2 separate regions of the Homo sapiens genome follow, and region 2 is linked to region 1. A link is an interaction called in ENCODE POLR2A ChIA-PET data of the cell type or tissue named here. Cell type or tissue: MCF 10A. All regions are shown on one strand. Links, peaks and the distances in the headings refer to the core of each region. The heading gives the core; the rest is flanking DNA. Region 1 overlaps B3GALNT2 (beta-1,3-N-acetylgalactosaminyltransferase 2). Region 2 has its middle 9.9 kb from the start of TBCE.

What was found. Peaks named below come from ENCODE experiments on the same cell type or tissue, not always from the same donor. Only the 100,000 strongest peaks of a DNase experiment are listed, where the experiment ranks them.
Region 2: POLR2A ChIA-PET joins it to region 1 with 6 read pairs; 6 of 35 experiments call an interaction of 5 or more read pairs at or near these places.

The regions. Positions count from the first base shown.
Region 1 is chr1:235,461,420-235,477,190 of GRCh38, reverse strand. It overlaps B3GALNT2 (beta-1,3-N-acetylgalactosaminyltransferase 2), which reads left to right. Exons shown (of 12, transcript NM_152490.5): 6 at 6,231-6,341; 7 at 11,477-11,555. Among named protein-coding and RNA genes, the nearest start is that of B3GALNT2, 35 kb to the left of the region's middle. RefSeq lists an enhancer at 239-738. In MCF 10A, for the core only: no CTCF peak of the experiment used is centred there; a DNase peak (open chromatin) is centred at 8,050.
Region 2 is chr1:235,349,639-235,365,409 of GRCh38, reverse strand. It overlaps the pseudogene LOC100418822. Among named protein-coding and RNA genes, the nearest start is that of TBCE, 9.9 kb to the left of the region's middle. In MCF 10A, for the core only: no CTCF peak of the experiment used is centred there; no DNase peak of the experiment used is centred there.

The DNA of each region.
Region 1 (15,771 bases), core at 4,126-12,125:
ATTGGGTTGGGGGAGAGGGGTTAACCTTCCTTGCTTGTGTTCAGGATGGTATATCTGGCAGTGGGTACTAATGATGGGAAGTACTCAGCCAAAATAGTGAGTTACCTTTGTAGTTATTAAGACTTTTTTTTCCCCTAATTTTTATTTACTTATTTTTTTTTTTTTTGAGACAGGCTCTGGCTCTGCTGCCCAGGCAGGAGTCCAGTGGCATGATCATAGCTCACCGCAGCCTCAACCATATGGGCTCAAATGATTCTCCTACCTCAACCTCATGAGTAGCTGGGACTACAGGCACCTGCCACCAGACCCAACTAAATTTTTTATATCTTTTTTTTTTTTTTGAGACAGCATTTTGCTCTGTCACCCAGGCTGGAGTGCACTGGCATGATTCTGGCTCACTGCAACCTCTGCCTCCCACGTTCAAGTGATTCTCCTGCCCCAGCCTCTCAAGTAGCTGGGATTACAGGCACATGCCACCACACCGGCTAATTTTTGTATTTTTTAGTAGAGACAAGATTTTACCATGTTGGCCAGGCTGGTCTCGAACTCCTGACCCCAGGTGATCCACCTACCTTGGCCTCCCAAAGTGCTGAGATTACAGACATGAGCCACCACGCCTGGCCTAAATTTTTTATTTCTTGTACAGATGGGTGTGTCGCTATGTTGGCAGGCTGGTCTTGAACTTCTGGCCTCAAGCAATCCTCTCACCTCCCAAAGGTCTAGGATTACAGGCTTGAGCCACCACACCAGGTCTAGTTTGTTTGTTTGTTTGTTTGTTTAGAAACGGAGTCTCGCTCTGTCACCCAGGCGGGAGTGCAGTGGCATGATCTCCGCTCACTGCAACCTCTGCCTCTTGGGTTCAAGCAATTCTCCTGCCTCAGCCTCCTGAGTAGCTGGTACTATAGGCGTGTGCCATCACGCCTGGCTAATTTTTTGTATTTTTAGTACAGACGGGGTTTCACCGTGTTAGCCAGGATGGTCTTGATCTCCTGATCTCATGATCCGCCCGCCTGCCTTGGCCTCCCAAAGTGCTGGGATTACAGGCATGAGCCACTGCGCCTGGCCACCAGGTCTAGTTATTAAGAGTTTTAATGACTATAGCCTTGTGCTTTTTATCTCCCTTCAGGCTTTAGGCTAAATAGACTTGATTTTATTACCTTTATTAATTTTGTATAATATTTTTTCTTTTAAAAAACAAGCAGGCCACGTGTGGTGTCTCAGGCTTATCCTCCCAGCACTTTGGGAGGCCGAGGCGGGCAGATCATTGAGCCCATGAGTTTGAGACGACCAGCCTGGGCAACTTGATGAAACCCAGTCCCTATTCAAACAACAAAAATAACCACACACACAAAAAGCAAGCAATTATTTAATAGTGGCTATACCTGGTGGGGAGCTAAGATTATGGATGATTTTAATTTTCTTCTTTTTGTATATCTATCTTCTAAATGTTCCATAATAAACATATATTAGCTTTATATAATAGAAAGAAAAAATAAACTTTTAGCAATTAAAAAAATTCTCTCCTGTTGTACAAAATTCTATTTGTGTTGAAAATATGTTTAATTTTAAATCCTTTTTTTTACTGCATCAAGGCTGATTGGGTTTGTTTGCTCGGAAGAATGATAGTGATTGTTTGCTGGCATATCATCAGCAAAGAGTAACAGAAGAGAAGTAGGTAGTGTATTCCATTTGCGAGAGGAAGTTCATCATCGTATTCCCTCCACACTTGGTGATTGCCTGGAGTCACATGTCCCCAGTATAGCTTGTCCAGTAAGCAGGTCGCCTGTAAGGTTTTCATTGTGTAGCTCACTGAAGCATAAATCTCAGTGGGCGTCACAAGTGATTCTTCACAAGTGAAGACTACTGTGTGTTTCTCTTAAAATATTTATGTTTTGGCTGGGCGTGGTGGCTCACATCTGTAATCCCAGCACTTTGGGAGGCCGAGGCGGGTGGATCATGAGGTCAGGAAATCCAGACCATCCTGGCTAACATGGTGAAACCCCATCTCTACTAAAAATACAAAAAATTAGCCAGGTGTGGTGGCGCATGCCTGTAGTCCCAGCTACCAGAAGGCTGAGGCAGGAGAATCACTTGAACCTGGGAGGCAGAGGTTGTAGTGAGCCAAGATCATACCACTGCACTCCAGCCTGAGTGACAGAGACAGAGCGAGACTCCGTCTCAAAAAAAAAAAAAAAAAAAAAAATATATATATATATATATATATATATATATATATATATGTCTCTAATTTTATGTTGTCCTTAATGGTACAGTTGGAACCTGTAACTAATTTCAGTAAAAAGCAGACTATTTTTGTTCACCTAAGTCACTAGCGACGTTATTGTTAGCATTATGGACGCTTACATCCTTAGACAGAATTTCACTCCTGTTGCCCAGGCTGGAGTGCAATGGCTCAATCTTGGCTCACTGCAACCTCCACCTCCCAGGTTCAAATGATTCTCCTGCCTCAGCCTCCTGAATAGCTGGGATTACGAGTGCCTGCCACCACACCTGGCTAATTTTTTTTATTTTTAATACAGACAGGGTTTCACCATGTTGGCCAGGCTGGTTTTGAACTCCTGACCTCAGGTGATCCACCCACCTCGGCCTCCCAAAGTGCTGGGATTACAGGTGTGAGCCACCGTGCCCAGCCTATATCCTTATTTTTTGTGAAGGTTGAAATTCTTTATATATAGTCATTTCTCCAATCCACAAGAAGTTGTTAATGTTTATAGGCACAGAAGTACTGTATATATTTAAGCTACTCTGTTGTTTGGATGAGAAATTAGAAGCTTTATGGAAAAGAGTTGATGCGTGAAAGGAGTTACAGACAGCTTGCTTATGTTATGGGAGAGATAGATATGATATCTCATTTTTCCAACCTGTATCATGCTATTTTTTCCCAACTTTTATTTTGGTTTTTATGATCTTAGTAAGGGAATTGCCATAAACAAGTTGTTTTGGATCTTAAGAGATACCTGGCTTCATAATTGCCTTACATCAGAATAAAAAGTAGGTGTATGAGAGCAGAGGTGAGGAATAGAAATTAAACTGTGTTGTGGAGCAGAAACAGGTTTAGGAGATAGGTGGAAGATAAAGCTTCTTCCTTGCTTAGTAACAAAACAGCTGATGGGTTATTTAAGTTCCATGAGTAAGTCAAGATGATTTGGGAGGACTAGGGAATTTTTCTGGTAACACATTCAATTATTCATTGAATTTGTTTGTTGTATCATAGCCTAGTCACAGACAAAATGGAGTTGGGTGCCAGGAAGGACCCACTGTGAAATAGCATGTCACATGTCATGTCAATTGAATGGACAGTACAGAGAATTACTCGTTTTATCATCATCTTTTCTAGATTTGTAGTTTCAAGGTGAGGATTTTTATCTGGTCACTATAGTTTTTACTTTTGGTATGATTCATTATTTCCTTTTTGCTTTCCTCTTAAATATTAATCATTAGGATTTGCTACCTAGCCTTCTGTTTTATTTTACTCATTCTTCCCAGGCAATTTCATTCATTACTGCCTGTATGCTGAAGGCTGTTAAATCTATAATTACAGCCCCAGCATCTCTTGTGAACTCCAGACATGCTTTGAGTTGCCTCCTGAACTTCTCCACTTGAATGTCCCATGGGCATTCTAATGGTAACATTGTCTCCATCCCATCTGTTCTCATCGCCTGTATTTTTAATCTTGGGTAACCATCTCCTTTTCCTCAAGTCACCTAAACCAGAATCATGAGAGTTATCGTCACTCTCATGTCCAGGTACTCACCAAGTCCTATCAGTTCCTTATCCTAAGTATATATGCTATCAATCCTTCCAAACTCTATCACTATTAAAGTTTTAGAAGAAAATACATTAGCTGAATACAGAGCGATAAACTGCCTGAGGAATCCGGACTCTTGGAATATTTTTATCTGTTTTGGAGGAGGAAAAAAATATTATTTATTTTAAAAAAGGAAAGAAAGGAAGGGAAAGGTTGGGCGGTGGCTCACGCCCGTAATCCTAGCACTTTGGGAGGCTGAGGCAGGCAGATCACTAGGTCAGGAGTTCAAGACCAGCCTGGCCAACATGGTGAAACCCCATCTCTACTGAAAATACAAAAATTAGCTAGGCATGGTGGCACATTCCTGTAATCCCAGCTACTTGGGAGGCTGAGGCAGGAGAATCACTTGAACCAGGACCTGGGAGGTGGGGTTTGCAGTGAGCAGAGATCACGCCACTGCACTCCAGCCTGGGCTACAGAGTGAGACTCCGTCTCAAAAAAATAAAAATAAAAAAAAAGAAAAAGTTTATATCACTCTGTGCAGAGGGAAAAAAATGTTTATAAACCACTGACCTAGCTTATCAAATTGAATTTTGTATGGTTTCCCTATACTGCTGGCTAAAATGAGACATTATTGTAAAGTACTTTATCCCTTCATTTTAACATGAAAGTTTTTAGAGTATTAGAGGTATATCTTTCATTTAATCCTCTATACTATAGTCAATTCTGGTTGATTTTTAGTTCAACATTATTTATTCAGCAAACATTTTGAGTTGTCAGTCATGTCAGGCCAGGCTCGATGCTGGGGATGCAGTGGTTGATCAGGCAAGCTCCTTCCTGTTCTCAAGGTGTTTGTCTTCTAGTAGAGGCAGTTAGTTTAATAATAAAATAAAATAAGAAATATCAGAGTGATAAATGGTATTAATAAGATAAAACAGGTTGATGTGATAGAAGTTGGGAGTTGGAGCCTTCTGGAGGACATCTGGAGAAAGCCTCTCGGAGGAGAAGGTAGTGGAGCTGAGACCTGAGCAGGACTAAGGAGCCAGCTGTGCACAGAATTAAAAATGGGATCATGGAGAAATTAGAAGACATTAAGATTTCAATATATATCAGACCTTGGGACAGGGGGGCATAGCTCTCTCAGCTCAGAATTTAATAGTAATAATCACAAAGGAAAAGTTTGTCAGATTTGCCAAGGTGAAATTTATGGACTTCTGAATTTCAAAAATAGCATTAAGTAGCAAATGAAAAACTATTTTAGCATATAAAATGTGCACAGGATTAAGATAATTACTTTATTAAAAGCTTGCATAGATGAACAAGAAAAATAGAAAACTCAGAGGGCAGATGGCAAAGCAGCATGATAAGGCAGTCCTCAGAAGAGAACATGCAATTCATAAACATCACTAGGAATCAGAAATCCAACTAAGCCAATCTTTTTTTTTTTTTTTTAAATTCAGGCAGGGCGCCGTGGCTCATGCCTGTAATCCCAGCACTTTGGGAGGCCAGGGTGGGCAGATCACTTGAGGTCAGGAGTTCCAGACCAGCCTGGCCAACATGGCGAAACCCTGTCTCTACTAAATATCCAAAAATTAACCGGGCGTGATAGTGAGCGCCTGTAATCCCAGCTACGCGGGAGGCTGAAGCAAGAGAATCGCTTAAACCTGGAGAGTGAAGGTTGCAGTGAGCCATGATCGCACCATTGCACTCCAGCCTGGGTGGCAGAGCGAGGCTCTGTGTCAAAAACTGAAAAATAAATCCAACTAAATAAGGAATCATTTTGTAAAAATCTAGTATATTAGGTTAAACTTTTGTTTACTAGTATCCCATACCAGGGAGAATACAGTGCAGTTGTCATTCTCATACATTGCTGATAACCCTATAAATTAGTAAAAGTTGCTTTCAAAAAGCAGTTGGCGGTGTATACCAAAATCCATAAAAATATCTCTTTCTTGTCCCAGTAATTTCACTCTGGGAATGTAAGTACAAAACAAATTGTTAGGAGTAAATAAACATGTACACCAAAACATGCCTACATTATTTTAGTAGATACTTAGTAGATATTTTAGTAGACATTTAGTAGCAACCAAATGTCTAATAGTAGGGGAAAATGAGTAAATCAGGGTGTATCTGCTCATTGGGATGTTATACACACATGAGGAAGAATGGCTGTGACAGCTGCAACAACATAAGGAAATGCTTTTGATACAATGGGAAATGGCAAACAGCAGTATGCAAAATTGTGTATATACTCTTTGTAATTGGTTTTTTATATGTGCATGGAAAAAACGGTCAAGGATACACACCAAACGCTAACAGTGGTATGTCAGAGTTATGGGGTGAAAATTTTAAATGATACGTTTTGGGAAAAATTTTCTCTAAAAATCTTGCCTGAAAGCATACTTAAAACCTAAATGACAGCAATAAGGAAATTGACTCACTATTCATCTTTCTACAAAAGAGCTTTGAAGGTACAATCGTGTGGGAGAGCCAAGACCTCCACGGCCTTGTGTCAAGAAATCTCCACAAAGTGACAGTGAATGATGGAGGGGGAGTTCTCAGAGTCATTACAGTAAGTCGTTTTTTTTTAAGGTTTAATTGCATATTTTAGCTTCTTTTTAATATATAAAATTGTTCTAAAATTTACCTTAGAGCCCAGGCAGCATGGAGCAATGATTCTTGTGTGTTTTACAACATATATAGTAGCAAATGTTGTTGTCTTCATAGTAAAGGCAAAAACTCAAATATGATCCTGTAACTCCAGCATTAGTGAGTTTACAGTTTTGCTTTAAGATTGATGCATTTTTAAAATGCAATATTTTATTTCTCTTTTTTTTTTTTTTTTTGAGAGGGTCTCACTTTGTTGCACAGGCTGGGGTGCACTAGCACGATCACAGCTCACTGCAGCCTCCACCTCCTGGCTTAAACAATCCTCCCATGTAGCTGGGGCTACAGGTGCGCACCACTACACCCAGCTAACTTTTTGTGTTTTTTGTAGAGATGGGGTTTCACCATGTTGCCTAGGCTGGTTGCAAACTTCTGGGCTCAAGTGATCCGCCCACCTACGCTTCCCAAAGTGCTGTATTACAGGCATGAGCCACTGCACCTGGCCTATTTCTCAGTAATTTTTAAGTTAGCATTCTTTAAGAATACTTGCTCAGTAGTATTCAGAGTATTTACTATCTCACCTTGAAAATAAAACCTCAGTTAAAATACTATAATTAGCCAGGTGCGGTGGCTCATGCCAATAATCCCAGAACTTTAGGAGGCTGAGGCAGGTGGATCACTTGAGGCCAGGAGTTTAACACCAGCCTGGGCAACATAGCAAGACCCCATCTGTACTAAAAATACAAAAACTTAGCCAGGCATGGTGGCGCATGCCTGGAATCCCAGCTACTCAGGTGGCTGAGGCATGAGAATTGCTTGAACCTAGGAGGCAGAAGTTCCAGTGAGCTGAGATCACACCACTGCACTCCAGCCTGGGTGGCAGAGTGAGACTCTGTCTCAAAACAAACAAACAAACAAAAAAAACTACTATAGATAAAAATATTGGAAAATAAGGCGGGGTGTGCTGGCTTATGCCTGTAATCCGAGCACTTTGGGAGGCTAAGGTGGGTGGACCACTGGAGGTCAGGAGGTCAAGACCAGCCTGGCCAACATGGTGAAACCCCGTCTCTACTAAAAATCCAAAAAAAAAAAAAATTAGCTGGGCCTGGTGGTGCATGCCTGTAATCCTAGCTACTTGGGAGGCTGAGGTGGGAGGATTGCTTGAACCCCAGAGGTGGAGGTTGCAGTGAGCCAGGATCATGCCACTGCACTCCAACCTGGGCAACAGAGCGAGACTCCATCTCAAAACAAAACAAAAAAAAATAGAAAATAAGATTGAGTACTTTCATTTATTTTGCTGAAGCAACTCTGGGATTTCTGACTCTCATATTTCTCATTCGGCTTTGCTTTAAATTTAAAACAGTTTGACAGGTGAATTTCTCAAAGTAAATATAGGTCAATAAAGCAGGTATATGAAGACTTAAAATGAACTTTAGTAAACAAACGGTCTGTACGGTGGAATCATAGACAATCTTTTATTCTCCTCGATCTCCTGTCCAATGATTAGGAATGTACTTGGCATTTAAATTCACAAGCTTAGTGAATGAATATTAACCTCATTTACATGGATTAATTTCTGAGTTGAAATGAATATATGCTACGTTATTACTCATTCAAAAAACATTTCCTGCATACCTGTGGTAAGGCAGAAACAATGGCAGGGTAAAATAGACATACTAGTGGCCCACCGTGGAACTTACAGTCCAGTGAGGAAGAAAGACATTAAACAAATAGACCCATAGATTCATATGTAGTTATACATTTAGATTTGTAGGCCATGTTTAGGATTTCATTCATGTTTAGGATTTAGGATTTATTATGACAGGTAAATTTCATAAAGTAAATGGAGGACAATAAAGATGGTGTTTACTTTAGTAAACACACACACCACTTGTTTACTAAAGTTCATTTTAAGTCTTATGAAAAATTTTTTACTGAAAATAGAAAGTTTTATGGAATTATATCTTTCCTTATTATCTTGCCTCCTTTTCTATTTATGAAACTTTAAAATACCCAGCATATGCCAAAATTCTGTAATATTGGTTACACTAAAAGAAATAAATTGGCCGGGCGCGGTGGCTCACGCCTGTAATCCCAGCACTTCGGGAGGCTGAGGTGGGAGGATCACGAGGTCAAGAGATCAAGACCAGCCTGGCCAACATGGTGAAATCCCGTCTCTACTAAAAATACAAAAATTAGCTGGCTGTGGTGGCGGGTGCCTGTAGTCCCAGCTACTCGGAAGGCTGAGGCAGGAGAATTGCTTGAACCCAGGAGGTGGAGGTTGCAGTGAGCCAAGATCGCGCCACTGCACTCCAGCCTGGCTACAGTGCGAGACTCCGTCGCAAAAAAAAAAAAAAAAAAAAAGGTAGGTTTCTGAGTTGAGAACTAGGTTCAAATGTAAAGACTCAAATGATCTGCCTTTGGGAGTAAAAATTATTATAGAGGGCTAAAGATAGCTTAAACATACAGTTAACCTAAAAAAACAAAAACAAAACCAGGTAACTTTTTAAAGCCTACGCTAAGAAACCCCAGGTACAAATTAAGATTTTCATCACAAATGCGTACAGCTGAGAGTTTTCACTAAGCTTTATTCCCTTGCCAGCAAGTGATGTCAGAAAAATTTTAAAGGCAAAAAGCCAAGTTGTGACCTTTTAGAGAGAAGTTAATAAACAGAAATTACTATTGAGTTCTAAAGCCAAAACAATATAGAAATATACAATAAAAAATAAAGCATAGGCTGGGTGCTGTGGCTCACGCCTGTAATCCCAGCATTTTGGGAGGCTGAGTTGGGCAGATCACCTGAAGTCAGGAGTTCGAGACCAGCCTGACCAACATGGTGAAACCCCGTCTCTACTAAAAATATAAAAATTAGCCAGGCGTGATGGCTAATGCCCGTAATCCCAGCTACTCAAGAGGCTGAGAAAGGAGAATCACTTGAACCCGGGAGGCAGAGGTTGCAGTGAGCCAAGATCACGCCATTGCACTCCAGCCTGGGCGACAAGAGTGAAACTCCATCTCAAAAAACTAAATAAGTAGGCCGGGCGCGGTGGCTCACACCTGTAATCCCAGCACTTTAGGAGGCCGAGACAGGCGGATCACCTGAGGTCAGGAGTTCGAGACCAGCCTGGCCAACATGGTGAAACCCCGTCTCTACTAAAAATACAAAAATTAGCCAGGTGTGCTGGCAGGCGACTGTCAGCTACTTGAGAGGCTGAGGCAAGAGAATCGCTTGAACCCCCGAGGCAGATGTTGCAGTGAGCCGAAATCACGCCATCGCACTCCAGCCTGGGGGACAAGAGCAAGACTTCGTCTCAAAAAAAAAAAAAAAAAAGTAAATAAGTAAATAACAAATAAAGCATATACAGTCTTTTATGGAACTACAACGTTGGAATCTATAGCCTGCCCCTTTAGTAATTTTCACATTTGGCTACGAACTTTTATTTTATTTTATTTTATTTATTTTTTTGAGATGGAGTCTCACTCTGTCACCCAGGCTGGAGTACAGTGGCACAGTCTTGGCTCACTGCAATCTCCTTCTCCCAGGTTCAAGTGATACTCCTGCCTCAGCCTCCAGAGTAGCTGGGATTATAGGCACACACCACCATGCCTAGCTAATTTTTCTGTATTTTTAGTAGAGACAGGGTTTCACCGTATTAGCTAGGATGGTCTTGATGTCTTGTCCTCGTGATCCGCCCGCCTCCGCCTCCCAAAGTGCTGGGATTACAGGTGTGAGCCACTGCGCCTGGCCTACAAACATATTTTAAATTAAATGACAAGTTACTACAGTGACCTCAGATTACTTGTTCTACTGGCCTTAAAACATTGCTTTGTACAGTACAACTCTGAAAAGATCTGTTTAAGAATAGCCAAGCAGTAGCTCTCTTGATTAAATGAAGGTGTAGAAAAAATACTGTAAATACACTGAGTATGGACTCTTAACTGTCTGATCTAGCCCACAACAGCCAGACAATACTCTGGTAGATGTACCATAGTGGTTTACTGTATACAGAAGTAAAACAGTTCACTCTGAGTAAGGCCATTGGGTAACTTTTGAAGAGAGATAACTCTTTAATAATAAAAGATTCTCCATTCTAAGAAGTAGAAAGGACTGTCATTGGCTGCTGGCACAATAGGCTTAAGCACCTTCAACAACATCAACAGGCTGGGCACAGTGGCCCACACCTGTAATCCCAGCACTTTGGGAGACCGAGGCGGGAGGATCACTTGAGCCCAGGAGTTCAAGACCAGCCTGGGCAGCACAGTGAGACCTCTTCTCTACAAAAAATTTATAAATATTAGCTGGGCATGGTGGTGCACACCTGTAGTGCTAGCTGCTTGTAAGGCTGAGATGGGAAGATTGTATGTTCAAGGCTAGAATGAGATATCATTGCACCACTGCACTCAGCCTGAGCATCAGAGTGAAACCCTGTCTGTAAAATGAAATTAGGCCGGGTGTGGTGGCTCACGCCTGTAATCCCAGCACTGTGGGAGGCTGAGGCAGGCGGATCACCTGAGGTCAGGAGTTCGAGACCAGCCTGACCAATATGGTGAAACACTGTCTCTTATTTGAAAAAAAAAAAAAAAGAAAAATTAAAAATTAAAAAAAAATTTTTTTTTAATCAATATACAGTAGAGTTCAATTTGAATATTTGGAACAGACTGTTAATTTTGAGCCTTTCTCTGCATGGTCTCTTAACTTTAAAGCATGCCAAGATGTATTTGAACTCATGAGAATTTTTAGTTTCCAAAAAATCAAAGGTCGTAATACATATTTTTTTAAGTGGTGGGGTTGGGATGTAAAATCAATTGCTTTTTGTACTACTAGAGTAGCAAGTACATAAACATGATTCTATGTAAGTTGCAATTCTGAACACCTTATGGAATGTTGGGTATATCTTATCTTTAGTATTGTAATTAGATAACAAAAATAGTAGAATACCGTATGTCATCCTGATATTATAAGCCTCCAGTGCACCAGCATCTTACATGCATTTATCTGCTGCAAGTGGAGTCATATTATGATTTTTGTCAAATCGATTTTAAAATATGATCAGTGTATTTTTAGTAATGAATCACTGAGTACATTCTTATTCCTTTCAGGCTGGGGAGGGTGCATTGCCTCATGAATTCTTGGAAGGTGTGGAGGGAGTTGCAGGTGGTTTTATATATACTATTCAGGGTAAGTTTGCTAGTTGAAACTTGAAAAGTACACTGAATGTCTTATACTTAATCTTTATACTTGAGAGAAAAGGATTTTTTCTTTTTTGTCTTTTAAAAAACTTTATTCAGATAAAATTCACCCTTTTAAAGTGGTTCAGTGGTTTTAGTGTATTCTTAGAGTTCTACAACCGGCTCCACCTCCCAAAAGGAAACCCCACACCCATTAGCAGTTACTCCTCATTCTTACCTCCCCAACCCCCCACCCCCTAACAACTACTGATGCACTTTCTTTCTCTATGGATTTGCCTGTTTTGAACATTTCACATAAATGGAAATGCACAGTACGTACTCTGTGTGTCAGTTTCTTTGCTGTAACATGTGTTCCAGGTCTGTCCATTTTGTATGTATCAGTACTTCTTTTTTATGATCATATAATATTCTATTGCATCGATATGCCCTATTTTATTCATTCATTAATGGATGGACATTTAGATTGCTTCTACTTTTTGAATATGAATAATTCTGTAGTAAACATGTAGGTACAAGTTTTTGTGTGGTCATATATTTCCATTTCTCTTAAATGTCTAGGAGTAGAAGACCTGGGTCATATAATTGTGTGTTTAATCACTTGAGGCACTGCCAGGTTGTTTTCTAAAGCAGCAGCCCACTTTACATTTCCATAGTCAGTATATGAGGATTCTAGTTTCTCCATATTCTTGTCAACACTTAATAAATTGTCTGTCTTTTAAAATATACCAATCCTAGTGGGTGTAAATTGTTATTTCATTGTGATTTTTATTCGTATTTCCATAATAACTAATGATGTTGAGCATTTTCTTCATGTGCTTATTGGCCATTTGTATATCTTCCTTTTTTGTTTCGTTGTTTTTCTTTTTTTCTGAGACGAGGCCTCACTCTGTTGCCCAGGCTGGAGTGCAGTGGCATGATCACAGCTCACTGTAGCCTTGACCTCCCCGGGCTCAAGTGAACTTCCCATTTCAGCCTCCCGAATAGCTGGGACTACAAGTGCATGCCACCATGCCCAGCTAATTATTAAATGTTTTGTAGAGACAGGGTTTTGTCATATTGCTGAGGCTGCACACTGTTAACAGGGTGAATTATTATGGTATATGAACTAGATGTGGGAAGTGAGGGAGGGAGGAGGGGGAGGAAGTGAGGGAGGAAGGGGTGGAGAGAGGGAGAAGGTGGTGAGGGAGGGAGGGGTGGAGGGAAGAAGGGAGGAAAGGAGGGGAGAGAGAGTCATTTGTATATCTTTAGAGAAATATCTATTCAGATCCTTTGCCCATTTATAAAATTATTTTATTGTTGAATTGTAAGAGTTCTTTATATATGCTGGATACAAGTCCCTTATCAGATACATGCTTTGCAAATGGTGCCCTTTAACACACAAAAGTTGTAAATTTTGATGAAGTCCAATTTTGTCACATGTTTTTGCTGTCATATGTAAGGAACTATTGTCTAATGTGAGGTCACAAAGATTTGTGCCTTTGTTTTACAGTTCCAAGAGTTTTATAGTTTTAGCACTTATACGTAGGTCTTGGATCCATGTTCATTTTCATATATGGCATGAAATAGAGGTTTAACTTCATTCTTTTGCATGTGGATATCCAGTTGTCCCAGCACCCATTTGTTGAAAATCAGTGACTGTAGATGTAAGGATTTACTTGAGGACTCTCAATTCTATTCCATTGATCTATGTGTCTGCGTCTTTAACCAGTACTACACTGTCTTGATTATGTAGCTTTTTAGTAAGATTTGAAATTGGGAGGCTGGGCACGGTGGCTCACTCCTGTAATCCCAGCACTTTGGGAGCCCGAGGCAGGTGGATCACGAGGTCAGGAGTTCGAGACCAGCCTGACCAACATGGTGAAACCCTGTCTCTACTAAAAATACAAAAAAATTAGCCAGGCATGGTGTCGGGCGCCTGTAATCCCAGCTACTCCAGAGGCTGAGGCAGAAGAATCGCTTGAACCTGGGAGGCAGAGGTTGCATTGAGCTGAGATTGCCACTGCATTTCATCCTGGGTGACAGCAAGACTCCGTCTCAAAAAAAAAAAAAAAAAAAAAAGAAATTAGGAAATGTGAATCCTCCAACCTTGTTCTTTTTCAAGCTTGATTGGCTATTCTGGGTCTCTTGCACTTCCATATGAATTTTATGATCAGCTTGTTAATTTGTGCAAAAAAAAAAAAGAAAACCTAGCTGGAATGTTTTAAGGGATTGCATATATATATATGCATATATATGAATAAATATATAATTTCAATCGGTTTTGGGGGAGCAGGTGGTGTTTGATTACATGAATAAGTTCTTTAGCGGTGATTTCTGAGATTTTGGTGCACCCATCACCCAAGCAGTGTACACTGTAACCAGTGTGTAGTCTTATTCCTACCCCCTCCCACCCTGTCCCCACCAAGTCCCCAAAGTCCATTGTATCATTCTTATGCCTTTGCATCCTCATAGCTTAGCTCCCACTTATGAGTGAGAACATACGATGTTTGGATTTCCATTCCTGAGTTACTTTACTTAGAATAATGGCCTCCAACTGCACGCAGGTGCTGTGAATGCCATTATTTTGTTTCTTTTTATGGCTGAGTAGTACTCCATGGTATATATATATATACCACATTTTCTTTACTCATTGATTGATGGGCATTTGGGCTGGTTCCATATTTTTGCAGTTGCAAATTATGCTGCTATAAACATGCATGTGCAAGTATCTTTTTCATATAATGACTTACTTTCCTAATGGGATCGCTGGATCAAATGGTAGATCTACCTTTAGTTCTTCAAGGAATCTCCACACTGTTTTCCATAGTGGTTGTACTAGTTCACATTCCCATCAGGGATTGCATTCTATCTGTGGATCAACCTGGGGAGTATTGCCGTGTTAACAGTATTAAGTCTTTGAACATCCATGTCTTATTAAATTTCCTTCAATGATGTTTGATTTTTCAGTATAAAAGTCTTGCACTTCTTTTGTTAAATTATTAAATACTTATGTTATCTTTTTGATGCTGTTGTAAGTGGAATTGTTTTTCTAATTTAATTTTAAGATTGTTCATTGCGAGTATATAGACATACAGATTGTTTTTGTGATTGATCTGTGTGCTGCAACATTGCTGAACAGATCCATGTATTTATTACTTAATCATTTTAAAGTTAGACCTTATGATTTTCTACATGCAAGGTCATTTCATCTGTAAGAAGAGAGAGTTTTGCTTCTTCCTTTTCAATCTGGATGCCTTTTTTCTTATCTGATTGTCCTGGCTAGAACATGTATGTTGAATAGAAGTGGCAAAAGCAGACATCCTTTCATTTTCCTGACATATTAATTTATGCTCATATTTTTCAGATACATGCAGTGAAACAAAATGTGTTACTAGTCTAAAAGGCTTGTATTTAATTTCTGCACTCCTGTTGTTACAAGCCATTTTCCTGTTACAATTTTATAACACTTTCACTTTCCATCAAGTGTTAAATTATACAGATGCTCCTTGACTTACAATGTTACATCCTGTTGAACCCATGTTAAGTTAAAAATGTATGTTGAAAATGCATTTCATACACTTAGCCTGCCGAATGTTATAGCTTAGCCTCACCTACCTTAAACTTGCTCAGGACACTTACATTAGCCCACAGTTGGGCAAAATAATCTAACACAAAGCCTATTCCATAATAAAGGTTGAACATCTCACAAGACTGTAGTCACATGAGAAACAGAATGGTTGCATATGTACTCAAAGCATGGTTTCTGGTGAACACATATTGTTTTTACATTATCGTAAAGTCCAAAAATTGTAAGTCTAAACAGGAGGTCAGGCCAGGTGCAGTAGCTCAATGCCTGTAATCCCAGCACTTTGGGAGGCCAAGGCAGGTGGATCACGAGGTCAGGAGTTCGAGACCAGCCAGACCAACATGGTGAAACCCCATCTATACTAAAAATACAAAAATTAGCTAGGCATGGTGGCGCACGCCTGTAATCCTAGCTACTCGAGAGGCTCAGGTAGGAGAATCGCTTGAACCTGGGAGGCAGAGGTTGCAGTGAGCCGAGATAGCGCTACTGCACTCCAGCCTGGGTGACAGAGTGAGACTCCATCTCAAAAAAAAAAAAAAAAAAAAAAAAAAACAGGAGGTCATCTACCCCTGTGTTTCTCAAAGGCTGGTCTGTGTTCTGCCTACCTGCATCAGGGTCGCAGCAGTGGCCATTAAAAATA
Region 2 (15,771 bases), core at 3,053-11,052, 110 kb after region 1:
AGGCAGGAGAATCATTTGAACCTGGGAGGCGGAGGTTGCAGTGAGCCGAGATCGCGCCATGCACTCCAGCCTGGTGACACAACTAGACTACGTCTCAAAAAAAAAAAATTAGCTGGGTGGGGTGTGGTGGCACATGCCTGTAAAACCAGCTACTCAAGAGGCTAAGGCAGAAATTGCTTGAACCTAGGAGGCAGAGGCTACAGTAAGCCGAGATCGTGCTGCTTCACTCCAGCCTGGGGGACGGAGCAAGACTCCATCTGAAAATGAATACATAAATAAAGCCCTCACTTTTCCATTAGTTGGTGAGAAAAGAAAAAATAGGCCAGGCGCGGTGGCTGATGCCTGTAATCCCAACACTTTGGGAGGCCGAGGCGGGCGGATCACCAGGTCAGGAGTTCAAGACCAGCTTGGCCAATATGGTGAAACCTCGTCTCTACTAAAAATACAAAAATTAGCCAGGCATGGTGGTGCGTGCCTGTAGTCCCAACTACTTGGGAGGGTGAGCCGGGAGAATTGCTTGAACCTAGGAGGTGGAGGTTGCAGTGAGACCAGATATCACCACTACACTCCAGCCTGGGCTACAGAGTGAGACTCTATCTCAAAAAATAAAATAAAATAAAACAATGTGTAGCCAATCAATAACTTATTTTATTTTAATGTAAATTATTATTGGTAAACAACTTAGGAACTACCTCTTCTTTTTTCCTTTAAAAACCCACTTGTAGAGGCTGGGTACAGTGGCTCACGCCTGTAATCCCAGCACTTTGGAAGGCCGAGGTGGGCAGATCATGAGGTCAGGAGTTTGAGACCAGCCTGACCAACATGGTTAAATCCCGTCTTTACTAAAAATACAAAACTTAGCCGAGTGTGGTGGCATGCCCTTGTAATCCGAGCTACTTGGGAGGCTGAGGCAGGAGAATTGCTGGTACCTGGGAGGCGGAGGTTGCAGTGAGCTGAGATTACACCACTGCACTGCAGCCTAGGCAACAGAGCGAGACTCCGTCTCATAAATAAATAAATAAATAAATAAATAAATAAATAAATAAATAAAACAAAACCCATTTGCAGGCTATGCGTTGTGGCTCATGCCTTTACTCCCAGCACTTTGGGAGGCAGGGGTGGGTGGATCACTTGAGGTCAGGAGTTCAAGACCAGCCTGGCCAGCATGGTGAAACTCCATCTGTACTAAAAAAAAATACAAAAAAGAGCCGGGCATCGTGGCATGCACATTTAGTCCCAGCTACTGGGGAGGCTGAGGCAGGAGAATTGCTTGAACCTGGGAGGCAGGTGTTGCAGTGACCTGAGCTGAGATCAAGCCACTGCACTCCAGCCTGAGCAAAAAAGCAAGACTCTGTCTCTAAAAAATAAAATACAATAAAAAGTTTAAAAAGCACTGACTTAAGAATTGCACAGGGAGGCCAATTTGAGCTGGCCTCCTGTCTCTTTGTTGGCTGACTCACAATAAAGCTTTTTTTTTTTTCTTCTCAAAAACCTAGTGCCATAGCATTTGACTTCTGTACCACCGGGCAGTGAGCTCCTTTTGCTTGGTAACAGTCACTGGTATCTTTAACTCTTGGGGGGCATGATTTCATAAATATCCATGAGCCCATTCAATCCAGAATATATTTAAGAACCCTCAAAACTGAACAATAAGAAAAAGAAAACCCCAATAGAAAAATGGACAAAAAGATTTGAGTGAAGGCCAGGAATAGTGGCTCATGATGTAATCCCAGCACTTTGTGAGGCCAAGGCGGGTGGATCACTTGAGCCAGGAGGTTGAGACCAGCCTGGCCAACGTAGTGAAACCCATCTCTACTAAAAATACAAAAATTAGCTGGGTGTGGTGGCATGGACCTGTAATCCCAGCTACTCAGGAGGCTGAGGTGGGAGGATTGCTTGAACCCAGGAGGCAGAGGCTGCAGTGAGCCGAGATCGCACCACTGCAATCCAGCTGGGGCAACAGAGCCAGACCTTGTCTCAAAAAAAATTTTTTTGACTCAAAATTTCACCAAAAGGCCAGGCACGGTGGCTCATGCCTGTAATCTCCACACTTCGGGAGGTTCACTTGAGCCCAGGAGTTGGAGACCAGCCTGGGCAACATAGAGACCCCTTCTCTAGAAAAAAAATATATATTTTTTATATTTTTATATTTTATATTATAAAAATATATATTTATATATATTCTCTACAAAAATATATATAAATATATATAAATATATATATTCTCTACAAAAAAAATATACAAAAAATATAAATAAAAAAATTAGCCAGTTGCTCCTACCTGTGCCTGTCATCCCAGCTCCAGGCATGTAGGCTGAGGTGGGAGGATCGCTTGAGCCCAGGAGTTCACGGTTGCAGTGAGCCATGATCACACTACTGCTCTCCAGCCTTCCAGCCTGGGTGACAGAGCAAGACCTTGTCTCAATAAAAAATAAGATAAAAAACACCACATAGGCTGGGCATGGTGGCTCACGCCTGTAATCCCAGCACTTTGGAGGCTGAGGTGGGTGGATCACCTGAGGTCAGGAGTTCAAGACCAGCCTGATCAACATGGAGAAACCCTGTCTCTACTAAAAATACAAAGTTAGCCAGGTGTGGTGGCACATGCCTGTAATCCTAGCTACTTGGGAGGCTGAGGCAGCAGAATCGCTTGAACCCAGGAGGCGGAGATTGCAGTGGGCCAAGATCGCGCCATTGCACTCCAGCCTGGGCAACAAGAGCGAAACCATCTCAAAAAAACAACAACAACAACAAAAACCACCACATAAACAGAAAGCCCCTCTTGTGCCACTCTCTGTCGCCCCTTCATAACCCCCTTCCAGGCTCACCCTCCCGTACCCACTCACCTGGCTGACTGACTGGCATGGCTGGAAAGGACTACCACCACCTTAGGAGGAGTTGGAGGCTGTAGGCTGGGGGCACTGGACTCTTAGTGGTCTCATACTCCTCAGCAAGCTCCTGTTTGATCTGTCTGGTGCTTAGGGGTAACCCTGAGGCAGGGGCCACAGGTGGTGGTGGCAGAGATGACACCTGAGGGCTCACAAGTGACAGGTCCCACAGTGGGCAAGACTGGTTTGACCCGATGGGGTCCCCTTCAGATGGAGAGAGGCACCCTGGCTTGTATCTGTGTGGCCTGTCTTCTAGTCCCTGGGGATGCAGCTTTCTCTCCCTATGGCGTGGGCCCAGGCGAGTAGGCTGTTTTGTAGTCTGCTGGTGAGGAAGCCACAATAGCAATGGCAGTGGAAAGGGCAGCCAAGGAGGTGGTGACCGTAGGCACCAGCAGGAAGAGGTAGGGGCCCTGGGAGGTGTGTGAAAGTGGGTAGGACCCTTGAGAGGAGGAAAAAAAGAGAAGAAGAGACCGTGGGAGGTAGGGGGCAATTGGGGCCTGCTTGGCTGTAGGACATCTGGCTGTGAGATGGGGCCAGGTATGCTGGCCCTGATGGATAGAGCCAAAGAGACCCCAGGGAGGAACACATGGCATAAGAGTGTGCATTGGCCGGGCGCTGTGGCTCACGCCTGTAATCCCAGCACTTTGGTAGGCCGAGGCAGGTGGATCACCTGAGGTCAGGAGTTCATGACCAGCCTGGCCAACATGGTGAAACCCTGTCTTTACTAAAAATACAAAAATTAGCCACTTATGGTGGTGAGCGCCTGTAATCCCAGGAACTTGGGAGGCTGAGGCAGAAGAATCACTTGAACCTAGGAGGCAGAGGTTGCAGTGAGCCAAGATAGTGCCACTACTGCACTCCAACCTGGGTGACAAAAGTGAAACTCCGTCTCAAAAAAAAAAAAAAAAAAAAGAGTGTGCATGGTATGGGGCTATGTGGCTACAGCTCTCCAGGTGGTGGGGAAATGCTCCAGGTGGAGGGGGCCTGGAGCTTCCACAGTGTTGCTGCTGGTGGTGATGGTGATGTGTTGGGGGTGATGTGGGCAGTGGATTGGCCTCCAGGAGAAGGAGGAAGCCTAAGAGGCCGCCACAGGAGGTTGTGGGGGACCCTGGCTCTACACAGCCTGGGCTGGAAGAGAAGATTGAGTATACTTGGGGGCCTGATTGGGGACAGAGAGGCTTGTTGCAAGAGGGAAGGAGTGGGGATACCTGGGCAATGCCTGGGAAGCAGGGTACTGGGAGGCAGAGGAGGAGGAGGAAGAACTGGAAGAGGAGGCTGCCGCAGAGCTGCTACTAGAGCATGAGTAAAGAAACCTCAGTGGGGCGGAAGAAGAGGAAGCAGGGAGCCGGGGCAGAGGGTGGGCTGTGGGAGCTAGAGTCAAGTCGTTCTCTGGGCCAGGAGGAAACCCTCCCATTCCCTGCCCCGTGGCACAGGGAGAGGACAGATGCTCTCTCCCTGTGCCACAGGGCAGGGGCCCCGGGCCTGGAGGAGAAGCTAATGTGCTGGGGTTTTTTGTTTGTTTTGCTTTCTGTGAGACAGATTCTAGATTTGTATCTCAGGCTGGAGTGCGGTGGCACTATCTTGGCTCACTGCAGCCTCTGCCTCCTGAGTTCAAGCGATTCTCCTGCCTCAGCCTCCCGAGTAGCTGGGGCTACGAATGCGCACCACCACGCCCGACTATTTTTATATTTTTAGTAGAGACGGGGTTTCACCATGTTGGCCAGGCTGGTCTCGAACTGCTGACCTCAAGTGATCCTCCTGTGTTGTCCTCCCAAACTGCTGGGACTACAGTCATGAGCCACCATGCCCAGCTGCTGATGCATTGTTGAGGGGGCTTGGGCAGATGGGGGAGGCAGGTTTGGTGCCACATGGGGGAAGGTGGTTGGTGGTGAAGCAGAGGATAGGTTCCCATCACCCATTGGAGTGTTAGACATCTTTGTAGGGGGAGCACCACCAACCCGAGCTTGATACTGAAATGGGGGTAGTGCATGCGGGGTGCTGCTTATTCCTACCAGGGGCCCCAGTGGATGAGGCAGCCCCTAACCCCTTGGGACCCACTGGGGGTCCAGATACAACTCCCCCACCAGCCACCTCACCAGAGTAGAGCTGTGAGTGAGGGTGAGGGACCCCAGGAGGGGTCAAGGCTGGTCTTGAACTTCTGGGCTCAAGCGATCCTCCCGCTTCGGCCTCCCAAAGTGTTAGGATTACAGGCATGAGCCACCGTACCCGGCCAGTAATTTTACTTTTGATAAACCCCAAACAGGAAACAATTCAAATGGCTATCAAAAGATGAATGAATAAATTGTGATATATTCATAAATGGAATTCTCCTCCACAATAAAAGGGAGTGAATGGAGGATCTATGCAACAACATGTATGAATCTCAAAATAATTATGCTAAGTATAAAAAAAAAACAAATAGCCAGGCGTGGTGGCTCACACCTGTAATTCCAGCACTTTGGGAGGCCCAGGCAGGCCGATCACTTGAGGTCAGGAGTTCGAGACCAGCCTGGCCAATATGGTGAAACCCCATCTCTACTAAAAATACAAAAATCAGCTGGGCATGGTGGCTCTCACCTGTAGTCCCAGCTACTCGGGAGGCTGGGGCAGGAGAATCCCTTGAACCCAGGAGGTGGAGGTTGCAGTGAGCCAAGACTGCACCATTGTACTCCAGCCTGGGCGTCACAGCGAGACTCTGTCTCAAAAAAAAAAAAAAAAAAATGCAAAACACTGAGAGGTTACTTTGGATGGGTTGTGAAACTGAAAGGGGTGAATGGGATGACTCTAAATAATGGTCCAGGACCCATCCCCTCCGTGTTAGGCTGTTCTTGTGTTGCTATAAAGAAATACTTGGCCAGGCATGGTGGCTCACGCCTGTCATCCCAGCACTTTGAGAGGCCGAGGCAGGCTGATCACCTGACGTCAGGAGTTCGACACCAGCCTGGCTAACATGGCGAAACCCCGTCTCTACTAAAAACACAAAAATTAGCCGGGCATGGTGGCGCACATCTGTAGTCCCAGCTACTTGAGAGGCTGAGGCAGGAGAATGGCTTGAACCAGGGAGGCGGAGGTTGCAGTGAGCCGAGATCATGCCACTGCACTCCAGCCTAGGTGATTGAGCAAGACTTCATCTCAAAAAAATAAAAAACACAAATAAACAAATAAATACTTGAGGCTGGGTAATTTCTAAAGAAAAGAGATTTAATTTGTTCACGGTTCTGGACAGTACAAGAAGTGTGGTGCTGGCATATCCTTCTGGTGAGGGCCTCAGCAAGCTTACAATCGTGGTGGAAGGCGAAGGGGGAGCAGGTGTGTCACATGGCAAAAGCCAGAGCAAGAGAAAGCTAGTGGGGAGGTGCCACATACTTTTAAATAACTGGATCTCCCATGAACTAACTGAGGGAGAACTAACTTATCACCAAGAGGATGGTGTCAAACTATTAATGAGTTTAATATGATAGAATCACCCCTATGATAGAATCACCTCCCACACTAGGCTCTACCTTCAACACTGGAGATTACATTTCAACATGAGATTTTGGGGGAAAAAATATCCAAACCCTATCACCCTTCATTTTTGCATCTAACGTCTGGAAGCTGTGGCTTCCTCCACCTTATCTCAGCTCCCCCCAAAATTTTCTGAACTCTTACCCATTTGCTGTAACTTCCTTGATCATAAATACAAGAGTCCAATCCAATACAACCGAAACCTCTTCTGATTTTTTTTTTTTTTTCAGATGGAGTCTCACTTTGTCACCCAGGCTGGAGTGAAGTGGCATGATCTCGGCTCACTGCAACCTCCACCTCCCGGGTTCAAGCAATTCTACTCCTCAGCTTCCCGTGTAGCTGGGATTACAGGCACGCACCAGCACACCCAGCTAATTTTTGTATTTTTAGTAGAGATGGGATTTCGCCGTGTTGGCCAGGCTGGTTTTGAACTCCTGACAGGTGATCTACCTGCCTCAGCCTCCCAAAGTGGTGGGATTACAGGCGTGAGCCACCACACCCGGCCTTTTTTTTTTTTTTTTGAGACAGGGTCTCACTCCATTGCCCAGGCTGTAGTGAAGTGGCATGATCTTAGTTCACTGCAACCTCTGCCTCCCAGGTTCAAGCCATTCTCCAGCTTCAGCCTCCCTAGTAGCTGGGACTACGGGCATGTTCCACCATGCCTAATTTTTTTTTTTTTGGTAGAGACGGGATTTCACCATGTTGCCCAGTCTGGTCTCGAACTCCTGAGCTCAAAGTGATCGCTAGCCTGGTCCTCCCAAAGGGCTGGGATTGCAGGCGTGAGCCATCTCACCCAGCCTTCCGCATTCTATTGTTTCATCTTTTTGTACTGTACATTAGATCTACAGAGTACTCTGCAGGCAGTTAAGTTATAAAATGGTGAGGAAATAGCTCCAATCTCCATATCTCTTTCTTTGGCATGACTGAAGTCAGAGTTGGGGTGGGGTTAGACTGGACTCGCCCCCATCAATTTCAGCATATTTTCATCCAATGTACAGGCAGCTGCCCCTACCTTTTGATACCCTCTTCCTTACCAATGCCAAAATGAAACAAAACAAAACAATACCCACTTGAGACAGACTTTAAGGTGGCCCTGTGACCCCTGCCTCCGGGTATTCAGCCCCGTATAATTCCCTAATCCCCTTTCCTTGAGTGTGGGCAGGGTCTGTGACTTGCTTTTAACCAATAGACAATGATAAAAATAATGGGATGTCATTCCTATGATTACATTTTTATAAGACTGTCTTGTTAGCTGCCTGACACTAGAGCCTGCCTGTCTCTCTGTGTGGGTCTCTGTCTTTCTTCCTGGCTTCGAGGAAGCAATCTACTGTGAATCCTACAGCTGAAAGCAAATGAATTCTACCAAGCCGAGGGAGCCTGAAATTGGATCCTTCCCTGCTAGAGCCTCTGAGGAGAACCCAGACCTGGCTGACACCTGGATTGCAGCCTGTGACTCTGAAGCAGAGAACTCAATTCTGCCTCTCTCTTCCATTTTGAAGGGCAGTCTTGCAGTCTCTGCATTTTAGTCTCTCTTCTTCTTCTTCTTTTTTTCTTTTTGTGAGACAGAGTCTTGCTCTGTCGCACAGGCAAGAGTGCAGTGGCACAATTTTGGCTCACTGCAACCTCGGCTTCCCAGGTTCCAGCGATTCTCCCGCCTCAGCCTCCCTAGTAGCTGGGATTACAGGTGTGCACCGCCACGCCTGGCTACTTCTTGCATTTTTAGTAGAGGTTTTGCCATGTTGGCCAGGCTGGTTTCAAACTCCTGACCTCAAGTGATCTGCCTGCCTAAGCCTCTCAAAGTGCTGGTTTTACAAGCATAAGCCACCATGCCTGGCCAAGAAATTTCCTGAAATTTCTTACTCACTAACATGGATCATAATTAGCCCTTCCCATTCTCAATTATATTTTGCTGTATTAACCTTTTTATTCTTTTACTTTCCTTTTAGTGTTCTCTGAAAAGGGAGAAAAAAATAACACACGCTCAGTCCAGCATCCTGAAGAGAATGTATATTCTTCCTCTACCTCCATCTTGCAAGACTAGCAGAAAATTTGATCTCAGTCAGTTTTGGGTCCTCTTTAATTCTCATAGTTACATCAGCTTGTAGGAGATTTTAGAGGTGGCCAGGGGCATCTCATCTTTGGGTCATAGAAGCTATTGGCAGGTTTATTTATTTAATTATTTATTTTTGAGACAGTCTCGCTCTGTTGCCCGGGCAGGAGTGCAGTGGTACGATCTTGGCTCACTGCAACCTTCACCTCCTGGGTTCAAGCCATTCTTGTGCCTCAGCCTCCTGAATAGCTGGGATTACAGGTGTGTGCCACCACGCTTGGCTAACTTTTTTTTTTTTTTTTTGAGATGGAGTCTCGCTCCGTAGCCCAGGCTGGGGTGCAGTGGCTCGATCTTGGCTCACTGTAACCTCCACCTCCTGGGTTCAAGTAATTCCCCTGCCTCAGCCTCCCAAATAGCTGGGACTACAGGCATGCACCACCACACCTGACTAATTTTTGTATTTTTAGTAGAGGTGGGGTTTCACCATGTTGGCCAGGCTGGTCTCAAACTCCTGACCTCAAGTGGTTCACCCACCTCAGCCTCTCAAAGTGCTAGAATTACAGGCATGAGCTACTGTGCCCAGCCCCTGGCTAACTTTTGTATTTTTAGTAGAGACAGGGTTTTACCATGTCACCATGTTGGCCAGGCTAGTCTTGAACTCTTTGTTTGTCTGTTTTTTTCTTTTATTTATTTATTTATTTATCATTATTATTATTTTTTGGTCTCAAACTCCTGACCTCAGGTGATCTACCCGCCTCGGCCTCCCAAAATGCTGGGATTACAAGTGTGAGCCAGCAGATCCAACCTTTTTTTTTTTTTTTTTTTTTTCTGGAGCCAGTGTCTTGCCCTGTTGCCCAGGCTGGAATGCAGTGTTGTAATTTTGGCTCACTGCAACGTCAACCTCCTGGGCTCAAGCAATCTTTCCACCTCAGCCTCCCGAGTAGCTGGGACTATAGGCACTTGCCATCACGCTTGGCTAATTTTTAAATTTTTTTTGTAGAGACAAGGTCTCACTATATTGCCCAGGGTGGTCTCCATCTCCTGACCTCAAGCAATCTTCCCGCTTTGGCCTTCAAGTAGCTGGGACCACAGGTGTGCATCATTATGCCTGGCTTTTATTTATTTATTTAGAGACAAGGTCTCACTATGTTGCCCGGTCTGGTCTTGAACTCCTGGGCTCAAGCTATCCTTCCCTCTTTGGCATCCCAAAGTGCTGGAATTACCAGCATGGGAGCCATCTTGCCTTGGCAAAGCTGTTTCAAAAAAAAAAAGAAAACCTGGGCGCAGGGTCTCACGCCTGTATTCCCAGCACTTTCGGAGGCTGAGGCCGGTGGATCACCTGAGGTCAGGAGTTCGAGACCAGCCTGATAACATGGAGAAACCCTGTCTCTACTAAAAATACAAAAAATTAGCCGGGCATGGTGGCACATGCCTGTAATCCCAGCTACTCAGGAGTCTGAGGCAGGAGAATTGCTTGAACCCGGGAGGCGGTGGTTGTGGTGAGCTGAGATCGTGCCATTGCAATCCAGCCTGGGCAACAAGAGCGAAACTCCATCTCAAAAAAGAAAAGAAAAAAATACTCCTATACGTGGCATGCCAGGATCAGTGCTGAGGCCCCTTCTTTTCTTTCTTACACAATATCTCTAGGTAACCTATCCAATCCTGGGCTTAAGTGATCACCAATGATCCACAAATCTAACTTCAGCCTTGCTTGAATCTCCCCTGAATCTAGCCTGTGCATGCAGTGACATTTCCTCCTGGATGCTTGATAGGCAGCTCTAATTTCCCCCTAATACCTACCCTTTCCCTGTCTTCCTAAGTCTGATTTATGATTTATCACCATCTACTCAGTTTCTTATAAAAAATCTAAAGACCATCCTTGACTCCTCTTTCCATTAACTCTACATCCTATCCACCAGTAATTCATATAAACTCCACTTTCTAAATAATCCCCAATTCAACTACTTCATACCATGTTCTCTGCTACCACCATCTCTCACTGGACACTCAAACACCCTCCTAATTGGTTTCCTTACCTCCTCTTCTGACTCTCTGTAGTCCATCATCCACTCAGATGCCAGGATGATCTTTTATAAAGGTAATTCAGATCTAGTTACTCCCCTTCTTTTTTCTTTTCTTTTCTCTCTTCTTTTCTTTCTTTCTTTCTTTTTTTTTTTTTTTTTTTGACAGAGTCTTGCTCTGTCACCCAGGCTGGAGTACAATGGCGCAATCTTAGCTCACTGCAACTTCCGCCTCCTGGGTTCAAGCAATTCTCCTGCCTCAGCCTCCCGAGTAGCTGGGATTACAGGCGCACACCACCACACCTGGATAATTTTTTGTATTTTTAGTAGAGACAGGGTTTCACCATGTTAGCCAGGCTGGTCTCGAACTCCTGACCTCATGATCCGCCTGCCTCAGCCTCCCAAAGTGCTGGAATTACAGGTGTGAGCCACTGCGCCTGGCCTTTACTCCCCTTCTTCTTTTTTTTTTTCTTTTTTGAGATGGAGTTTCACTCTTATTGCCCAGGCTGGAGTGCAATGGCACAATCTTCCCTCACTGCAACCTCTGCCTCCTGGGTTCAAGTGATTCTCCTGCCTCAGCCTCCCAAGTTTCTGGGATTACAGGCATGTGCTACCACGGCCAGCTAATTTTGTATTTTTAGTAGGGATGAGGTTTCACTATGTTGGTCATGCTGGTCTCGAACTCATGACCTCAGGTGTCAAACTCATGACCTCAGGTGGTCCACCCACCTTGGCCTCCCAAAGTGCTGGGATTACAGGCGTGAGCCACGGCACCTGGCCTTACTCATTTTCTTAAAACCATCCATCGGCTTCAAGTTGCAGTTAGTTTTAAAACCTAAAGTCTGGCTGGGCGCAGTGGCTCATGCCTGTAATCCCAGCGCTTCGGGAGGCCGAGGGAGGTGGATCACCTGGGGTCAGGAGTTTGAGACCAGCCTAGCCAATATAGTGAAAACCCGTCTCTACTAAAAATATAAAAAGTAGCCGGGTGTGGTGGCAGGTGCCTGTAATCCCAGCTACTCGGGAGGCTGAGGCAGGAGAATCGCTTGAACCCGGGAGGCAGAGGTCGCAGTGAGCCGAGATCGCGCCACTGCACTCCAGCCTGGGGGACAAGAGCGAGACTTCATCTCAAAAAAAAAAAAAAAAAAAAAAAAAAAAAAAAAAAACCCAACCTAAAGTCCTTTCTATGATTTACAAATTCCTACACAATCTAATACCTATGTTGCTTTGTACATATTGGCACCATTCTTTCCCACCTTATGACCTTTGTTGGCTATTCCTTTGGTTTCAAATGTTCTTTACTAGGATTGTGGTATAGCTAATTTCTTATCATTCAGAGCTCAGCTTAAATGCTACTCCCTCAGAGGTCTTCCCCGGATACCCAATGTAAGTAGCCACTCTTGAAATTATCTGCTTAGCATTTATTGTTGGTTTTCTCATTTACTGGTGCCTTTATTTTTTAAATTTCAATATTTGAATAGATGACATGTTCACATGCTTCCAAAAAATGAAAAGTAATAAATAGGTATACAGTGAGAAGTCTCTCTTGCTCCTCCCACCTCCTAGTCCTCTGTCTCCCAGGTCCTACCCCTAGATATTTTGTGCAAATATTTTTCTTTTTTTTTTGAGACGGAATCTTACTCTGTCTCCCAGGCTGGAGTGCAGTGGCACATTCTCAGCTCACTGCAACCTCTGCCTCCTGGGTTCAAGCAATTCTCCTCCCTCAGCCTCCTGAGTAGCTGGGATTACAGGTGTTAGCCATCACGCCTGGCTAATTTTTGTATTTTTAGTAGAGACATGGTTTCACCATATTGGTCAGGCTGGTCTCGAACTCCTGACCTCGTGATCTGCCCGCCTTGGCCTCCCAAATTGCTGGGATTACAGGCGTAAGCCACCATGCCCGGCTTTTTCCTTCCTTCCTTCCTTCCTTCTTTCTTTCTTTCTTTTGTTTTTTTTGTTTGTTTGTTTTGTTTTTTTTGAGACAGTGTCTTGGTCTGTTTCTCAGGCTGGAGTGCAGTGGTGCAATCTTGGCTCACTGCAACCTCTGCCTCCCGGGTTCAAGCAATTCTGCTGCCTCAGCCTCCCAAGTAGCTGGGACTACAGGCGCGCGCCACCATGCCCGGCTATTTTTTTGTATTTTTAGTAGAGATGGGGTTTCACCACGTTGGCCAGGCTGGTCTCAAACTCCTGACCTGGTGATTTGCCCACCTTGGCCTCCCAAAGTGCTGGGATTACAGGCGTGAGCCACCGCTTCTGGCCTTATTTTTTTTTTTCACAAATAGTAACTTACTATATAATCTCTTATAGAATCTTTTGCTTTCTTTTTGTCTTCATGTAGCTGGGAGATCTGGCTAACTTATTATTTATTTATTTATTTATTTATTTGAGACAGAGTTTTGCTCTTGTCGCCCAGGCTGGAGTGCAGTGGCATGATCTCAGCTCACTGCAACCTCCCCCTCCCAGGTTCAAGTGATTCTCCTGCCCTAGCCTCCCGAGTAGCTGGGATTATAGGCATGCGCCACCATATCTGGCTAATTTTGTATTTTTAGTAGAGACAGGGTTTCTCCATGTTGGTCAGACTGGTCTTGAACTCCCGACCTCAGGTGATCTGCCTGCCTCAGCCTCCCAAAGTGCTGGGATTATAGGCTTGAGCCTCTGCGCCCAGCCTGACTAACTTATTAGTAGGATTTTAGATAGTTCAGAGTACAATAGGAGGGCAGGAGAACCGGGTTCAGGTTCAAGACAAAGAACTGAGACAAAGAACCACAGCAACAGGTACCATTTGGCCAACATATGCTGCCAGATAAGTGAAGCGTTTTCTCCACTCAAGAATCTCCTTGGAGACAGTCCAACTGGCCAAGATTAGGTCATGTATCCAACCTTTGACTGTACAGGTCACTGAGAGGAAAGATATAACAATGTCCTGATACCCCTTGGCTTCTGTATGGGTTACTTTGGCTGTGCCCAACTGGGGAGAGGTAATTCACCAAAAGGAAATTAAACTGTGATTAGGAAGAATTAGGATGGGAGAATAGCCAATAAACAAGGGTATTAATAGCACCTACAGAGTTCATGCCTTTTTATGCATTAAGTATACCTTTTATATATTAAGTATATATTTAGTAAAACAAAAAAAACTAGGTCAACAGTAGAGGTCCAAGAGTATTGTTTTTCTTTTAAAGGACATGGTACATTATTTGAATTGGAAAAATCCTGCCATGAATCCATGTTAAAGAGATGTTTTCCAGCTGCCTTACTATGAAGTCAGCGTCTCACCAGCAGAGTGCAATTGGTCTGTAAGGCATAACAAAAAGACCTTGTATTAAGTCAGTCATAGCCTTTGAAAGGCCATTAGTTAACCAAAGGCCATATTTAAGTTTTGCTTTGTAAGGTCTCTACGAAATACTTAGCTAAGGCCATTCTCTTACTCGTTTTCTATCTGGGTGAAGGGGATTGGTTTGTTTCTTTTAGTTACATTGTTATTTATTATAGACATTTTGATTTGGAGAGGTCTTCAGCAAGAAATTACAACTTTAAGTTAGAGATACAGCAAATTTAATGAGTGGCTAGGGAAACATGTCAGACATATTATGAATACAGGCATGAATGTGAGAACTTGTAGGATATCTTTTTTTTTTTTTTTTTTTTGAGACAGAGTCTCGCTCCGTTGCCCAGGCTGGAGTGCAGTGGCGCCATCTTGGCTCACTGCAACCTCCACCTCCTGGGTTCAAGGGATTCTCCTGCCTCAGTCTCCTGAGTAGCTGGGACTACAGGCATGTGCCACCACACTCGGCTAATTATTGCATATTTAGTAGAGATGGGGTTTTGCCATGTTGGCCATGGTGGTCTTGAACTCCTGACTTCAAGGGATTCACCTGACAGACACATGCAGGAGCAACTGGCTAATTTTTTTATGTCTATTTTTTGTGGAGATGAGGTTTCTTCATTTTGCCTAGGTTGGTCTTGAATTCCTGGCCTCCAGCGATCTTTCTGCCTCGGCCTCCCAAAATGCTGGGATTACAGGCTTGAGCCACTGCACCTGGCTGGATATCTTTAGTTAAGAATGAATAGATAGGGTTAGGTGAAGTAAACCCTATTAAGGAATGATGGGAGATAAGACGGGAAGCAGATTATAGAGAGCTTTGACAGTGAAGCTAAGGTGTTTGTCCTACAAAGGATTTTTGAACAGAGGTATTCAACATAAAAAGCAGTAATATTAATCTGGCAGTTGTGTGCAAGATGGGCTGAAAGAACAGATCCAGTAAGTCAGGAAACATTAATTGTCCATATATGCTATGACATTCCAAGCCAGCTGGGAATTACTGGTGTGATCTTTGGTTTGTTGCAGCAGTCACTAGCTAAATAATATATTCCTATTGGAGCCATGATGTGACACAGGAAACTGCATCAAATTCTTCCAACTTCCTCATTAAATTGATACTCATAGGTGACTTTCAGTCTCAATAAATTGAGAATTTCTCCCAATATTAATGACATTCTCACGGTGCTGGATCCTCTCTTGCCTTCCTCTGAACTATCAGAATTTATACTCAGATTTTTTCTTAATCGTTATAATACTGTCTTAAATTGTATATATTTTATCTTTAGTGCTAACTCATTTATACAATGCTACAATTTTATTTTAATTTATTTTAATTTATTTTAATTATTTTAATTTATTTAATTTATTTTAATTTACTTTTTTTTTTTTTTTTTTGAAGCGGAGTCTTGCTTTGTCGCCCACGCTGGAGTGCAGTGGCGCCATCTTGGCTCACTGCACGCTTTGCCTCCCGAGTTCACGCCATTCTCCTGCCTCAGCCTCCCAAGTAGCTGGGACTACAAGCGCCCACCACCACGCCCAGCTAATTTTTTGTATTTTTAGTAGAGACGGGGTTTCACCGTGTTAGACAGGATGGTCCCGATCTCCTGACCTCATGATCCGCCCGCCTCGGCCTCCCAAAGTGCTGGGGTTACAAGCGTGAGCCACCGCACCCGGCCTAATTTTTACTATTTTTTTTGAGACAGAGTTTCGCTCTTGTTGCCCAGGCTGGAGTGCAATGGCAAGATCTCAGCTTACCCCAACCTCTGCCTCCCGGGTTTGAGCGATTCTCCTGCCTCAGCCTCCGAGTAGCTGGGATTACAGGGCAGGCACCACCACGCCCGGCTAATTTTGTATTTTTAGTAGAGGTGGGGTTTCTCCATGTTAGTCAGGCTGGTCTCGAATTCCTGACCTCAGGTGATCCACCTGCCTCGGCCTCCCAAAGTGCTGGGATTACAGGTGTGAGACACTGCGTCTGGCCATTTGTTT